Linked DNA regions of Homo sapiens: region 1 is linked to region 2. A link is a contact called in ENCODE Hi-C data. All regions are on one chromosome and are shown on one strand. Each heading gives the region's core, a stretch centred on a gene start or an enhancer-like site at or near the end of the contact. The rest is flanking DNA. Distances are from core to core; before and after follow the strand shown.

Evidence for each region. A loop is a pair of places that touch in the nucleus more often than their neighbours do. Pooled maps may share reads with other maps.
Region 1: a pooled map shows a loop between it and region 2 (3-fold over the local background). The contact joins the promoter of GLIS3-AS2 here to the enhancer-like site in region 2. A Hi-C loop is called at or near these places in 2 of 37 single-sample maps with no recorded cell type and 8 of 50 pooled maps.

Annotation. Positions count from the first base shown.
Region 1 is chr9:4,297,949-4,303,437 of GRCh38, reverse strand. It overlaps GLIS3-AS2 (GLIS3 antisense RNA 2), which reads right to left and starts at 4,137. Exons shown (of 4, transcript NR_186824.1): 1 at 4,015-4,137. GLIS3 (GLIS family zinc finger 3) reads left to right here and starts at 3,370. Exons shown (of 11, transcript NM_001042413.2): 1 at 3,370-4,017.
Region 2 is chr9:3,237,784-3,243,567 of GRCh38, reverse strand. The region is part of intron 15 of RFX3 (regulatory factor X3); the gene reads left to right. Among named protein-coding and RNA genes, the nearest start is that of LINC01231, 59 kb to the right of the region's middle. Within about 2 kb of position 2,712, at least 2 of the 41 ENCODE cell types and tissues checked have a DNase peak (open chromatin) inside an H3K27ac peak, as active enhancers do.

The DNA of each region.
Region 1 (5,489 bases), core at 2,888-5,387, 1.1 Mb before region 2:
ATGTGAAATTTGCTGCATTCCACTATTTGTACTACTCAGGAAAGTAAAATGGAAATTTTCCATTTTACACATTTAGTTCCCCCCTTAAAGTTGGCAAACACTAACTTTTTCCACTGCATTTCTACGTAACTGGACTGTTGCCAGCTCGTGTGTGTGTGTGTGTGTGTGTCTGTGTTTTAATAGCTAGGCATACTATCACTGGTGCTATTAGCTCAACTTATCTGTATTTTGGGGTTCAAATTTGTTTCTTTTCACGGACACTTTGTGGGAGGAGGAATCTGATCATAGTTCTTTGCAAGTTTGTAAGTGGTTTACTGTCAGAGCACTCAGGGTGACTCAAATAGCAGTTCTGAAGTTTTGCTGTCAGGATGTTCCTTCGGGAGAGTTTCATTGCTGTGAGACAGTGGATGTTCCTATTTTGTACTCTAGCTTTGAGTGAGCTGCTTGCTATGCAGGACTTATGCCTTCTGTGCCCCTTTTGATGCTGATTCCTATACTTGAAATGGTCTCCTTTGCTTATCACTTCTCTACTCATTCTTTGAAGTCCAGCTCAAACAGCCAAGCTACTCCATGTCACATTGCAGGAAATTATTCCTGCCTCCTCCACACTCCCTACAAACTTCATTGTGCTCATCTAACACTGACCACAAGATGCTTTGCACTTTATACACCTGCAATATGTTTTATACACATTCAAAGAGCATGCACAATTATTCTGTAGTACAGTAATGTTGATTGAACTTGGGGCTTCTAAACTGGCATACTTGGCTCTGTCTCTGACTCTCTTTAACTGTTTACTGAGCTTCAACTTCTTTGCTTCTAAGTAGGAGATTATTCATAGCCACATCATACATTTGATTTGAGAATTAGATGAGGTAATATATGCAAAGAGTCCCCATTTCTTGAGGGTTTGCTACAACTAAGACACTGGGCAAAAAGTTTTCTGTAATATCCTCCCATATACAATGCCTACAAGTGTTAATTCCTTTAGTCCCAATACTTGGACAGAGTGTGTACTCACTGAATATTTCTCTGATGAATGAGAACTGGACTGGAGCTGGCAGCAGGGGCCTGTCTGCTGAGTCAGCTGCCCTGAGTCAGCGGTTGAGGCACATACAACACTGGTCTCTAGAGAGGGAAGATACTGACTGGGCTGCAGTTCCCACCTATCTGGCTGAAGGGCTGCCAGAGTATGATTCCTAAGCACGATGGAGAGCTCATGGGTAAGGGAGAGTATCATTTTGGAACTACATGATTTCCTTTCTCACTGTCTCTCATTACCACCCTCCCTCACCCCTGCTGACCAATTCAGCCCAGAAGAGGTACAGATCTCATTCTGAGTCATTCCAGGGTTGTACTGGTACAAGAACAACTGCATTTTTACTATAACCCATGGAATATAAGAACATTGCAGATCTACATTCTTGGCCAGAAAAAAAAAAAAAGAAAAAAATTCAACCAAAGCACTATACCTCTTCAGTGGTAAATATTTTAGGAATGTTAGAGGTTCATGAAAATCACACCTAAATAAAATGACATTCCCACTCTTGGGCTCTTATAAATGAAGAGATTTTGGGGATCTCCAGGTTGATGACTCCTAACTTTCCCAGTGTTTTTTTCCATGAGCTATTGATTAAAGTTGGGTGTAGCACTATATTTTTTTCTCTTCCAGCTAAGCTGTTCCCATCATTTGGGAAGTTTTAGAAGCTTCTGCAAGCCCCTAGGATACCATTCTATGCATCAAAACCATTGTATTTAAAATGATATTTGAGGGACATTGGAAAGGTTTTTTGCAGTCTCCACCCAGGCTTGTCTTGCTCCTGGGAAGCAGTTGTACAGCACAAGAATCTGATGAACAGAAGTTCCCATGATGCATTGAAGGGTTAGTGTTGCCATCTTGCTCTGTTCCTTAAGGCTGGAGTTAATGAGGAAGAGTTTTTATGTGAATGTCAGGCATGTTGCAATAACTAGCCACAATGGAATAGTCATGGCAATTTCCACCACTTGGTTTCTTTGTTTTTGTGATGTTGCTGCATGCTTCATTTTATGAGTATTTTCTTTTCTTACGTGTGGTTGAGCCCATCTATTGCCATCTTGGGCTTGAATACTTGTATTTAAAAGAGATGAACAGAGAGAAACTGGAAAACTGACAGAATGACATATCCTGACCTCTTACTATTTTTCATCCCCTACTTCTGCTGACAAATATTCTGATGAGTTTGTGTCCCAAGGTGAAGGAAAAGAAAAGAAAAAGTACTGTGGAAACCAGGCTTCTTTTGGTTATGTTAATATCATGGATACAGACCAAGCCTAGTAGTATTCCCACTGAAATTAGATAAATGAAAACTGCCAATAGTCTTTTAGTTTTGGCTTTCTGGGGTAAGTCATTTGTGTCCTTGAGGACTTCTGTCTTGATCAAAGCATCTACTACCTGATTGCTAATTTATATTGGAGTGGTAACAGTAGAATAGAATATAAGGACTTGTGAAATTCTAAGTGTCTGGTGGCATCCTCACTCATTTCATTCATGATGGTGAATAATACTGTCAACTGCAGAAAGGCCTACCTGGAGGATATTGTGTGCATTACATACCTAGATTCCCAAGATGGAAGTCCTTGCATCTGTGGCAATACATGTGATGAACTACTAGGAGCAGACTTTCTTGTAACAACCTTTTGAGGGCTCTGGTCAACACAAGCAGAAGCGGTGGCGAGTCAGAGCTTAGGTGGGGTATGAGGCTGAGGATGTTGAATTCATAAGGATAAAGTGCCACTTTATAGACGTAACATACGCAGGGAATATACCTCCATTCTTAACAGCCTGTGTTCAGAATTTTATACCCTTCTAACACTTCCATCACCTTCCTCTCTTCCCTGCCTATACTTGGAAAGGATGCCAAAGCCTTCCTTAGTGCTTCACCTATCCAGTTTCGAAGCTGTCATGTGCATCCGATCCGATATTTCAAAGCAACCCTTTTGCCATTTTTCACTGTGTTATTCTCTCCGTATTACTACCGGATTTTTTTGGTTGTTTGTTTATTTTTTTATGACCTGACATCAAATCCTGTCTAAACACTAACACTTTTTCATGTTAAAATAAGTCAGTTTAACAAATAAGGCCAGGAAGAAGGCGAAGTGTCTCCCTGCTGTTACCCTGTTCTGGAGTTCCTCGACTTCTGGCGCACGGGGAGTGTGTGTGTGTGTGTGTGTGTGTGTGTGTGTGTGTGTGAATGCGTCAAGAGGGAGACACAAGCTCGGCCTTCGAATTGGCCAGCCTAGTGACCCGCGAGCCCGCCCCCACTCTTCCCCCTCCCCCTCCGGCGCTCACACTCAGGAAGCAGCTGGCTACAGGCCGGCCCTCGCGGCCGCACACACATCCACACTCCTCGCCCGGCTGCCTTCCTCCCTCCCTCTTCCCCCTTCCCCTCTCCCTGCAGCCGCGTCCACACTGCGCCGCCCGGGCAGCCCAGAGCGCGGCGCGCACGGGCACCGGCGGCGAGTGCCGCGGCCACTGCCCCTCCCGGGACCCCCTGTACGCCGTCCGCGCCGTCCAGGGTCACACCGGCGACGGAACCCGCCGGCAGCAATTAGCCAGCATCCCGGGGTCGGCCCCCAGAAGCATTCCCCGGCCCAGGACGAGGATGAACAGGACAGGCGAGGCACAAAGTCGCAACTGAACTTTTTAGAAACATTATTTGTGTGTGTATGTGTGTAGCAGGGGAGAATGAGCTGATGCCGAGGGTCCAGCCACCCCGCCTCTGCCTCCTCCTCCCCCTGCCGCCGCTGCCCTCGCAGACGCGCGCGCACACACGGCACTTGGGCCGGGTTTCCGCGCTCCGTCCCCCCGTTTGGATGGGGGTTTTCATTTCCGAAGGAGGCACAGCCCGCGGAGCGCTCTGAAGGGCTGGAGCCCCAAGTTACTCCTCGCCAGCGCCGGCCGCCCGCTGTCACTCGCGCTGGCCGGCCGGGGGAAGGGACCCGCACGCCGGGCTTTGTTGTGGAAATCCCGGTTACCTGGTAAGTGGATGCCATAGGAACTTTGCTCGCAGGCGAGAGACGAGGAGAAACCGGGCGCTTGAGAGTGTGGGGGAGTTAAAGCTCAGAGACGCAAACTAGGGATTACAAATAGTTTTCTACGCTGAGCCGGTGGCGTTCGCGCGGGTTTAAGGATACGCGCACCTCAACTCCCGGCGTCACAGGTCACTGAGAGACCTGCGCTGACTGAGACTGATAGCAACAATTAGGGTTCAAACCATGTTTCTGTCAGTGGCCTAAGAGCGCCCAGTGTAGAAGACAGATAACGGGGCTTTAAAGTTGCGCTAATTCGGAACAGTTTTTGTGTTTTCATTTCAAGTAGAGCGGGCAGAGGGGTACACAATCAGGGCACGTTACAGGACGCACGGGCATGGGGCGCACCACTCTGGAGTCCCCACTGAAGGGAAACTTTGGCGAAGTGGGAACTGATGGGGTGACGTGAGGTCTCTCGCGCACACGCGGGGCTGTAGTTGTCTTTTCAAGTTCCACGTGTTTGTGGAGTTTCACGAAGGCTGTTTTCCACGCCTGTGTCTCATCCAAGCCGGTGTCCCCATGATTGCGGGAGGTGGTCGGGCTGAGGGTACCTACACTCCTCGCGGGTACCGGCCCGGCGATCCGCAGCCGCCAGGTCTGGAACTATAACCTCCCACGCCGCCAGGACGCAGACACAGCCAGACACGAACCCTCCCCGCCGGGTTCGTCACCTCGCGTTTACATTTTTTATGGGGCCCGACAAAATGTCAGCACTGTTTGGAAAATGTCTCAGTCTCGGAGACGTTGTCCTGCGCGCGGCTCCAGTCCCTATAAATGACCCTGTGTGTATTTTGAAGTCGGCCCGGGTCGCTCTCTGGAAAGCGTGAGTGAGCCGCCGGCTCTCTCCTAGACACACACCTTGCCCCGAGCGACAGTTCCAAGTTACTCACTGGAGCTGACAAGTCACCTCGGGGACCGGGAAGTCACTCAAGTGTCTGGAAATCTTGGCCCTGGCTGATTTGTCATCCTATGGATGATTCAATTAGGTACCTGGCGGGAGAAACTTTGGGGAAGGGTTTCTGGCTCCGCGTTCGCGCCCTCCGACTTGCTGGAGGTGTTTGGGAGGCGAGAAGCGAAAGGAAACCACAGGGTGAGGACACTGGCTCGGCGGGGACCGGGGGGCCGGCGTGGGGGGACTGCGAGCCCGGCCGTGGCGCCCCCGGGCTACAGGCTCCGGCCAGGCCGGGCAGCGCGCGCAGGTCCCCGGCGCCCGGGCTTCCCAGCCGCAGCACCCTTTCGGCCCCCGACTCACTCAGGAGCGAGTTGCACAACAGGAAGCCGGCACTAGTTTGTTTTGTTGCGCTGCGTTCGCTCCCTCGCTCGCTCGCGCACGGGGCCGAGGGTTAGGGGCGGAGGCGGCGGGGGAGTGACGGGGTCGCAGCCGCGCGTACCCCGCCGGGCGCTGTCGCCTCCGCCTCCGG
Region 2 (5,784 bases), core at 1,463-3,962:
AACAAGATATATACAAGCATACAAACTATTACTTTTAAATTGACTTTAATGCTGTCATTTCAATGTTATAAATGTTGTTGGTGTTTTGAAATAAAGACTGCTATACAATGGACTCCCCTAAGCTGGAAACAGCTTCACAGTCCCAAGAAGTTTTCCTGTAAATGTCAGTATGCTACTACATTAATACTGCCTAGTAAATTATTTAAAGCATATGCAATTCTAGAGTTTTTTTTTTTTGCCTAAATGATAAAAAGGAAACAATTTATTTATTGCTAAAATTTATATAATTTTTAAATTTTCATTTAAATATTATAAATTTGTCCACAAGCTTTCTGGCAGTGGTGAAATTTTAAGAGTAAGAATAAAATAAAATAAATGAGTTGCATCTGTTTACATACCTGTTAAATAAACAATTTTAAAAATCATAAAGCTTTCCATACAACTCTGACCAGACAAATTGAGCAGAAAAATGTCCTTTTATTCAAATGTTATGGCTGTTTAGAATCTTTCTGCTTTATCTCTTTAAAACATACATAGTCCATTAATATATTCACTGAATCTTTGAAATTTTGATTGCTTCATAAAATGATTTTGTTACAAACCTTTTAATAATCTATTAAATATATCAATTCTTTTAATCATAATTTAATTATACTTAATATTATGTCTAAGCCACCTCTTTAGCCATTTTCAAATAAAGAGAAACCAGTAGAGTCTTTAAGTGTTCAATTGCGAATATCAATATAGAAAAGATAATATTTCAGTAATAGAGAAAAATTTAACCTGTAACAATTTAACATCAAAAGAAAAATGTCTTGGATTCATCAAAATTGATATACTCAGTTAATTTTTTTGGAAGGAAAAAAATCTTCAAAACCTAGAAACTGAAGAAGAGCAATAATAATTGAACATGTAAGCTTTTGGGATAAAAGCTCAGTGAAAGAATTCCATTTGGTGGAAGTAGAATTACATTCATAGTAAACAAATATTGGTGCTTAAAGTAAAATCAAACCAAAGAAAAACAAATTTTAGCAAGCATTGTGCTAGTGTGACTAGGGAATACACTTTAAATGTGCCTGTTGAACAATAGACTTGTTACAACAGTATTTTAAAAGCAAAGAATATTATCACAAGTCGAGATAGTTTGCAGGAAAAAAAAAAACAATCATGGAAGAGTAGTGGCTTAGAAAATGTAAGGAATACTTGTCAAAAATTATACTGTTGATTGTTATTTAGAGTGAAGCTTATTATTTACTATATTAGTATTTTTCCAATTGAGGGCAGGCCTTGTGCCAATCCCTATTCTAGATGTCTTACATTCTTATTTGATACTGATTGAAACCTTGCAAAAGATGTCTCAGTATCCCTATTTCACCAGTGAGGAAAAGAGAAATTGAAAGTTGCCCCAAATCAAAACTAGCAAGTGGTAGAACTAACTTTAGAAAGTAGGACTGCCTCACTTCAAATAGTCAAATGGGATGGGCTTAATCTATCTTTCAGTTTTTCACCATATAAATTATTATAGTTTCAAAATAGGGATTATGTGCAACTCCCCCAAACACACAAACACATAGACACACATTTTCTCTCTGACAATCACAAGCCAGGTGCCTAGCTTAAAAGTTTTTATTACTTTGTTTCAGAGTTTTTTTTCCTCTGCCTTACAGGATGCCTCTTAATACGCTTGCCATCTTTTCCCCTTGCACTTTTTGTTAGTAGATATTTAGAATATGAAAACTAAATGGAATATTAGTCTAAGCAAATTGCATTTGGAAAACTAAATCTGCCGGAAAAGAACAAATTACACCCTACAGCTCCTGTACACCCATCCTGAGACCAGACCTAAATCAAACATTTTTTTAAAGAAGTCGTAGTTTGGTTTTAGTTGTAAATCTGCTCATCTACATTAGCACAATTTCTGACAACTTGAAAATAAATTATAGAAGTGACCCCAAAGTTCCAGAGAATTGGCTCCGTGTCCCATTTTTTCTTCCTTGTTCCTGGTTTGTCATTCTGTTCATTTCTCTTCTTGGATTTGAGAAAGGAATCTGTTGACTCAGCAGCCCAGGGCTGCGGTTCTTTCTCTCTGGGATCCCTGCTCATTAGCTTCCTATGCGTGGCTTTCTTCCCTGCTGGCTCTGGGCTATAACCTCTCCTCTCATCCTCTTCAGGGAATGGAGAAAATTTGCTTATAACTGTGATCTAAACATAATCATGCAATAGGTACCCTAAAAATACTCAAGGAAGGAAGTACAAAGGACAGACTACCAATTGATAGGACGTCTTCTTGGATTTCATGATTGATACATTAGATTTCTTTACTCTGGGCAAAAAAAAAAAAAACAAAAAACTCCTAGACCAAAAAGTGTACCTTCTCCTTAGAAAGTGCCTGTCAATACTATTTCAGAGAAATACTATGAAGTTGGACTTTTGTGGGTGCTTACGACAGCAATTTCCCTAAAGAGCTTAGAAGTGGGGAAATAAACCAAAATAGAAGTTGAAGACTTTTTAAAATATTTCAAGGACTAAAATGGTCACTGTAGACATCAGGAAAGAAATCTCAGCACACAGTCCTCTTCAGCAAAGTCCACCGCTAAGTTATTTGTTTAGTAAAGAGTTTGTCAGGTAGCACTGCAGCTATTTGGGCAGACCCAACCAGAGAAAAAGATTCCCTGGCATAGAGTAAGCATGACGGTGCCACCTACTGGCCACTTTGCCACACTCTGTCATCCTGTGCCTAGCCCAAGTGGCTCTTGGCTTTGACACTGTCTTTATGGTGGTTTTGCTCTCAACCACAGGTGAAGATAGTGGTTGCTGGCCCCCCTGATAAATAAATAACTCTTGTTTGGGATAGGCAAATTCCTAAACTCACAGGAATTGTTTTCTTTCTTTATACCATCCTTGTATAAAATATACTACCATAAAATGTCATAAAAATTAGAGATTCTCTGCAAGAATATGGGCCTTATGTGATGATAATACAAGCACTTCAAACCTGATTGATGCTTGTTGTGAAGGTTTTCTTAGTACAAAGGGAACATGTTTCTACACTGCCACTCTGATTGTCTCTCCAGTTAATGATTTCCAGAAAAGAGAAGTGGTATAATCAAAATTAAGATATAGTCCTCTGATAGAATAAATTAATGCTATGCTTTCCTATTAAATAATATAGGTGTTTTCAAGGGGAGCCAGTGTTAAATTAGGAGCAAGGTTCGTTCTATTTCCCCAATAGTTTTACTTGCATAAAGGATATGCTGCCTGGCCCAACCCTGCAATTTACAGGGCCCAGGATACCATGTGTCTAAATATTTTAAAAGTTATGAATCAGACTATAAATAAAATCTGTTCTATCCACCTACCTTGACAAATATGTCTTGATAACAACTTGGAAGGCTGAGTTTGGATTTGAAATTCTGTCTCCCCTGAGTTCCATACCAGAAAATATTGACATAGACATAGCCAGCCCGTGTCGCCAGCCTCTGGCCCTAGACTGCTTCATCACTCCCCATCTTATATTATGAACAGCTTTGTGCTCAGATTTGTGGACACCTCAGCCCAGTCTTCAAGTTTTGTCTACCTTTTGCAAACAGCTGCCCCTTTTTGGCTGTCTCTTCATGCCTCTGAATGGTAGAGTTGGAGAAGAGAACTGCCAGGGCCTGGAAGGGAACTCAGAGCCACGGGGCAGGGAATTCTAGGGTCTCAGATAAGAAGAGGTGGTATGGGAGGAGGGAGGGAAGCACAGGCTCCAAGAAGTCACATCCAGCTGGCTCTGTGGACTCCTTACACTGTAGGAAAGGGACTGGCAATGGAAAACACAAAGCAGAGTTCTCCATAGTGTGGGTCTTGGGCCAAAGGCCCCTCTTGCTTTGGCCTTAATGGTGGTGTTAAATGCTCCTGTTTTTGAGGCTACTTTTCTCTTCAAAGGCAACTAAGGCCAATATTGTAATCTGAACACTTCACCGCCTGCACACTCACTTGTAAGTGTGTCTTAGACATTTAAACACAATTAGGTACACCTGTTGCTATGTCCCCAAGGCAGGCAGAAAAGCCGGAACAGTTAGAATCATGCTGCCCTGTTTACAGATTGGCCAGTAGCACACATTGCCAGGATAGCTGTCTAGCCCACAACAGCAAGACCAACAGCCACTGCGGGCAGGATTTGCCCACGTGTGGAGCAAACTGCCAGAGATCTTGGCCTTCTTAGCAGGTTTCAATAAAAACTATTTAAAGATACATAGAAAAGTACACATACACATACAAAGAAAAGTAACCAAGGAACACAAGGTTTTACCAAATGGAATGTTGTTAATCCTTGCAAATATTATAAAACTAGAAATTAAAGTCAGCAACCTTTTCCTCGCTTGCAAAACCATGTATCAGTGCTAAATGCAGAATGCTTTGATTTATTTGGTTCTTGTTTGGGAGACATTTAAGGAAAATAATAATGCTCTGGACTCCTTATATTGAAATTTCAAGATGTTTCTTTTCACCATCAAAAACATCCAGAATAGCTGCCATTACCTACCTTTTTTGAATCAGTTTTATTATCTCTGTTTTTTTTTTTTTTCTTTGAGATGGAATTTTGCTCTTGTTGCCCAGGCTGGAGTGCAATGGTGATCTCGGCTCACTATGACACAGCCTCTGCCTCCCGGGTTCAAGCGATTCTCCTGCCTCAGCCTCCCGAGTAGCTGGGATTATAGGCATGCGCAACCACGCCCAGCTAATTTTGTATTTGTATTTTTAGTAGAGACGGGGTTTCTCCATGTCGGTCAGGCTGGTGTCAAACTCCCGACCTCACGTGATCCGCCTGCCTCGGACTGATCACTTTTATTAAGTAACGTTAATAGAATTGAAATCACAGGAAATTGCAGAGCTATATATTATTTGTAAAATTCAGAATGTTGCAAAGTTCAAGTTAAGTATGGAATGCTGAAAAGAGAAGCATTGAGTCAGGAAGTTCCAAATCTGCGTGTGAACAATCTTCCTGATTCTCTAAAAAGGGCTTTAAAGGGCCTATTTCTTCATTGACTTCTTTGAAGAACAGAGAGAAACACTCGGGTTAGGCCAAGGTTTACATGCTGATAACTCATCTAAGTTCATCAGCTATTTCCAGTTGTGTAATCACCCCCATTCCAGCAAACACATGCACACACAAGCACTTCATCCCTTCTCAGGCCAGCCCTTCTCATGGTATTTGCTGGCTTGAATCATAAATGGCTTGATCAGTGCATAAACCGACTTCCAGCTCCAGTCCTAGTTTGAGTTTACAGTGTCAACCTGACGTCAAAGCCCACTTTACCCTTCCATTCTTAGACTGTGCTTCCTGGAATCCCACTTAGCTAGAGGCATTTATTTCATTTTAAAATCACCATCTTATGACCTTATTATTAAATGGAATTTTACTGTTTTATCGATAGTATTTGAAAATTGAGTTTTAAAGATAATGTGACACGGTAGAAGCACTGTTCTAGGTCCCTCTGCAAACACGAACAAATTCAGTCCTCACGTTGTGAACTGTCTGTTCATATATTGGGAAGTCTAAGGCTCAAAGAGTTTAACTTGTCTGGGAGCACACAATTTTTTTTTTTTTTTTTTGAGACAGGGTCTTGCTCTGTCACCCAAGCTGGAGTGCAGTGGCACAATCACAGCTCACTGCAGCCTTGACCTCATGGGCTCAGGCGTGGGATAGTGGTAGAGTTGTGATTCAAACCCAGGTCAGGCTGGCTCCACTTCTTATGTTGTTCCGCCCATGCTGTGCTCCACTCCTGTATTTAAATTCTATAT